Linked DNA regions of Homo sapiens: region 2 is linked to region 1. A link is a contact called in ENCODE Hi-C data. All regions are on one chromosome and are shown on one strand. The core of a region is the stretch at or near the end of the contact, and the rest is flanking DNA. Distances in the headings are between cores, read along the strand shown.

The links. A loop is a pair of places that touch in the nucleus more often than their neighbours do. Pooled maps may share reads with other maps.
Region 2: a map with no recorded cell type shows a loop between it and region 1 (14-fold over the local background). The contact joins the promoter of APELA here to the enhancer-like site in region 1. A Hi-C loop is called at or near these places in 6 of 37 single-sample maps with no recorded cell type and 4 of 50 pooled maps.

The regions. Positions count from the first base shown.
Region 1 is chr4:163,590,383-163,593,180 of GRCh38, forward strand. The region is part of intron 7 of MARCHF1 (membrane associated ring-CH-type finger 1); the gene reads right to left. Among named protein-coding and RNA genes, the nearest start is that of TMA16, 97 kb to the left of the region's middle. Within about 2 kb of position 1,454, at least 4 of the 41 ENCODE cell types and tissues checked have a DNase peak (open chromatin) inside an H3K27ac peak, as active enhancers do.
Region 2 is chr4:164,875,788-164,878,585 of GRCh38, forward strand. It overlaps APELA (apelin receptor early endogenous ligand), which reads left to right and starts at 1,391. Exons shown (of 3, transcript NM_001297550.2): 1 at 1,391-1,620. The coding sequence starts at 1,545.

The DNA.
Region 1 (2,798 bases), core at 204-2,703:
CAGACATCTCAGTGTCTTTCATATCTTCTTCCTTTTCATCCCCACAGCAATTTCTCTAGTGGTTTTGAATTGTCAACAGATACACAAAGTATCTTTAAGACTGTGTTCCTTCCATCAGGAAATCATTCTTAAGATATGCAGTTATTTAGATCCTCTTAATATACTGCCACTCTTCAAGAACTCTATCACCAATCATATAAACCCAAATTGCTTCACCTTCTTTTCATATGAGCTTGTACAATTTGAGTTTACCTTACCTATTCAGGCATATTTTCCACGAATCTCTGACATACAACCACAGTGGCATCGTACAGAGTTTAACAGCTAATAAGCTGTGGGTTTTGCCACAAATAAGTTATTGCTGTGCCAAGATCTTGATTCCTGTTAGCTTAGAGGGCAGTTTTGAGGTCTTGGGTGTGTTGTCCATTCACCCTGGTTGACTCACAAATGTTATCATGTTCTGCGTGTTGTAAAAAATGTTGGGAAACACTGGTGTGGCTATTGAAAATACAATCAGCATTATATTTGTAGTTCCGCCCATCTATACGTGTTAAATTACTTAATCTCTGTGTTTCAAGTTCATCATCAGTAAAATGGGAGAATAGTGGTGATAGACTATTAGGAAGAATTAAAGTAAGTGATCAATTAAGTGACAATAATTATTAATAATCAATTATTTCATATGATTATTAATTAATTATTGTCACTTAATTGATCACTTAATTTAATCCTTATTAACAGTCTATGACCACTATTGTCCCATTTTACTGCATAACAGTCTACTAAAAGTAGTATTTATTAAAATTAATGGTCAGATGATTATTTCCTGAGTGTATTGCATTCTCTATATTAAAGTCTGTCTTTGAGAATTTCCTCAAGTATGTTCTTCATACCTTTGACACCTTCCCTCTTTTAATAATGCCTCATCTAAATTAAGACTCATCTAAATTTCAGACTCACATCCCTAATTAAACAGCCCCTAGTTTTTCCTTCCCTACAATGCTCTCTCCTATTTTTTGAGCTGTCATTGCTCTTAAAGCCTATACCACACAGATACAGTCTCTGCTGTTTGTTAACTGTTTCATTTACACAAGTTCTGGAATTATGAGCTGAATAAATTCATGTTTAATAATTTTATGGGGGCAGGATCTTTTTGTGGATTTGTATTGATATTCAGAGTAATTTAAGTTATGAGAATGTTAAGAAGTCAGGCTAAAGATGGCAAAGCACTAGACCATAATGGACTGGCTTTCATTAAGCTTCTATTTAAACATTTACAGAGCACAGACCAAAAAAAGCCAGCTTAGTCAGATCATATGGCAATTCTCAGAAGTTGTTACCAATGACCAGTGTTTTGTTTATGTTTCGGGAAAATTCACTTACAGTGAAAGTGAGAAATTGTGATCCTTTTATATACCATGAACTCTTTAATTTGCATTTGAGGAACTGAATTGAGGTGTAACAATTTTATACCCTATCTGAGCAGCAGAGGAAGTCAAGCAAACTGATCTGCAGTGGAAAGGAGAAGTAACATACTTCATAAATAGAGAACAAGATGGACAGTAGTTAATATCATTCAGACTAACAGCTGTTTGCAGCTACTCTTATTGACATGGAGACAGCAAGCAATTTTGGACTGTAAACAAAAAGGCATTATAAGCCAGATTTCTAAGGTTTCCTTAACAGAAACGAAGATAAATATCCTAAGCCATCATTCAGCCTGAGATTTAAAATACCTTGAAAACTCAAGTTCAAAATACAATCATGACATAAGAATAAAAATATTTTACCAACAGATAATACCATTTTTGTAATCATAAGTTTTGTCATTCTGAATATGTACTCTTTTTTACATGTGCAGACGAGTGACAGTTCTTCATACATATGTGATTTTTTAAAAGTGTTTTGTTTTCTCAAAGGAATATTTTCAACTCAAAAAAGCTGCTACATAGCATGACTTCCTGAGTTTAATTTCATGCCCTAATTTGTCACCACTGACTTGGTCAAAACCTCAGACCATCTGCACAGAGCTGTAGGGAATGATCAACAACAAAGACAATGACATGGCAATGTCCCTGGCTTTCCTAACTCTATTCCTGGAGCTGATCCAAGAGTCGCAAGTAATCAGCCACATTTTTTTTTTTTTCACCACCAGACATCACACTGATGGAAAACAGTGGAGAAGAAGATAATGATCACCTTGCTTGGTCAATAATGAAAGCAGAGGAGGCCAAGTCTTATTTGAATTCACAGACATTGAATTCTGCAATGGATTGGGAAGATTCTATTGGAATTGCTTCTCTTGGGTGTCTCATCCCCTCTGGAGATGGTTCGATGCCATTGATACTAGGACTTTAAATTCTGCTTGGGACTGAGGATTCCCACTGAGATTCTATTATCATCTAGCCTAGTGGTTCAGTCTCATAGTGGGCCGGAGCCTCTTTGAAGACTATCTGAGAGGTCTCCATGGGCTCTTGAAACACATTAAGATTCCCCCATTCCCTCTATTGATGTGTGTAGCCCCTAGGAGTCCCAGTCAGTATATCTAGCAATCTTAAGATCAGCTCAGACTGTCCAAATCCTCCAAATCAGGAGAAATCAAAAGCTGGATTGCATCTTTTAGGATAATCCCTTCCCTGTTAACCATCGCTTTACTGCCCTCTCTATACTCATTGGTTAGCTCAGAGGACCATGTATTTCTGCATAAAGGAAATGAGTTCCCCAGTGCCATTTATCTTTCCAGATCCTACCTTACAATTTTGATGACTTGTGGATAAGTAAATAGATAATATATATTG
Region 2 (2,798 bases), core at 141-2,640, 1.3 Mb after region 1:
ATCTGAATAAACTCTTTGCCATTCTTAAGTCACTTGTATATCATGAGTTCAAACTCTATTGTATTCCATTGATTTTATGAAGCAATGGACAGCATGGTAAAGTAGGACCCTTTAACACTATGCTTGCAGTCCCCAAACAGGTCAATATATTCTCAAGACTTCAATAAAGTGAATTTAAGAATTTTTGTATGCCATCGCCTATTATAAACTTCATGCCTAACTAGACAGGCAGGGAAATTTACAGATTGACTTATAAAATCAAGACAAATTGTGCATTAAATTCAAACCTCAGGAAGCCCCAAGGTTATGTACCAACTACCTGAGTCTAAAGAAGCCAAATACAACAAAATTCCTAATGGTTCAAAACAAATTACACATGCTTTAGAGCTAGTACTTTGGCTGTACTTGTGTTTCAAGGCATACCTATACTATTCTTTTGGCATTTTGCATTTTACCTAAAATATGTTCGATATGGATGTTATAAATGGAATTTATTATACTTACATAATAAGTATAGTCATTTCCATTTATAACAGCTGTATCTGATATATAAGGGAGCACTTGAAACAAAAAGAGATCTTGGTGCATGTGTGTAAAAGACAAGGCTAGACTGTTTTTGTGTTTTCTGAATTCACTGGGAGATGAACTAAGACTTGTTTTCTCCATCTCCAATTTCTGTGACTGTGGTATGTTAGCCTGGTATTCCACCACATATAAATTTTTAACCGAACACAGATTTCATGAGTTTGTGGCTTGCCTGAACTTCCTTTTTTAAAATCCTGGACATTTGCAGATGAAAATAATCTGTTACTTTTAAAACTGCACTTTACAAAATATTAATATAAATGTATATGTTTTGCAGATTTATTTCAAAACATTCTAAATTCCAAAAATCTTTACTGTTACAAACCCAGTGAATTAGGCAATTTGGAGAGTTCGTGTAAACAGGCACTACTTTGCAGTAAGTTTGGTAAAGATAAAGCATTTCAGCACATGTTCTGCCACAAAGCATTTGGGACTCTTATGTTAGAGCTTCAGAATTCCTTCTGAAAAAGACAAAAGAGAGACTTCCTGTCATTTCCACTGGTTTCTGCATGTGGGACCAATATGGGCAAAGTTTAAACAGATGCAAATGGTAAGGGGAGGAGGCAGTGTCACGTCTTGTTTTACGTATTTCTTCATATCCAGATTGAATTTAAGTCATTCTCTTCTTGGAGCTTTTGGAGTACACTTCCACTAAAGTTATAGCATGCTTGAATGGTTTATTTCACCAATATTTGCTTATGGAAATAAAGGGGAGTGGCCGAGGAGAAAGGAGAAGAGGAGTGGAGGAGGGGTTTGAGGCTGAGGGAGGCTCTGACCACAGCACAGAGCACCGGCAACTTTGTCTAATGTGATCATTAACCTTCCTGCAAAACACAGCTGGCAGTTCTCTGAGGTTTGTCACTAGAATGTGAAGACAGCCACACAGATATTGCACAGACTATTTACAGATCGTTTGGTTTACATTGAGAGTCATTGCTCTACTTTTGTGCGGTAGGAAAATGAGATTTCAGCAATTCCTTTTTGCATTTTTTATTTTTATTATGAGTCTTCTCCTTATCAGCGGACAGAGACCAGGTAGGCCTTTGATACATTTGTACAAGTAACTTGTTTTGCCTGTTTGCATCCCTGGGTCTCTGAGCATGATTGTGTTTATCTGAAAACCACTTAGGTGTGCTTGCAGTTAGTAGTATTGGGGATAAATGTGTAGGATTTTGAAAGTATGCTATCTATCCTGTTGGGTCTATTATTTCAATATTTTAAAAACATCTGGACTTTGAAATGATAAGTATTTTACCACTATTTTTCCTAAATGCCAAGAAAATAGATCTCTAAGCTATTGCAGATTATGTTGTCTTTACAAGTAAAATGAAACAGAAGTGTTCGTCTATTCATTATAAAGGTAAATAAATGTATAGATTTTTAGGTAAAATGCAAACTCCAAAGCAGTTTATTTAAAAAGTATGTTGCTGCCCAGAGTAGGGGCTGAATTAACATACAAAAAGCATAATGCAACAAAATGCAGATTAAATCTTAAAACAGGTCAATAGCTGTCATTTCTAATTATGTAACTAGGCATGTCACTTAAAACAAATAAGTGCAGTTTTTATTATTATGCTTATACAGCTAAAAAGCATCAAAAATATGTATGATAAAGATACATAATATTAATTTACTTGACATGTTTTCAAAGATGATATCAAGTATATTGTACTTAACCAACAGAAATTTAGTACACAAAAGTATTCTAATGTACTTTTACTTCAAAACCAAACAGCTAAGATTTCAAAGAACCAGTAAGTTTGAAAAAAAAAAGAAAGAAAAGAGAGAAAAGAAGAGAGAAAGAAAGAAAGAAAGAAACAGAAAAAAGAAAGAAAGAAAGAAAGAAAGAAATTAGAAAGTTAAAGTTTTCTGAACCACAAACCCAACTTTAAATAAAAAGGTGGTAATATTTACATCCAAATATGTTAAATTATTCACTTGATAATATACTTCTTCAGTTAGAACAGAAAACGATGCATCACTTGTTAAAAATTCAGACTTTGCTTTTTAGTGAATTAGAAGTTTGATCACTGTGAGTTTATTTCGAATGATGTCCCCTGGTCTGTGCTTTTACATAAGTAAGAAAAAAGTTCCAATTCAGCAACTCTGAGAAAGCAGCTTGATCCCTTCTCATTGTTTACAGCAGTCACTATTCAAACCATTTATACTTTTCAGAAATACACAGTAGCTTTGACAATGTTCTTACAAAATAT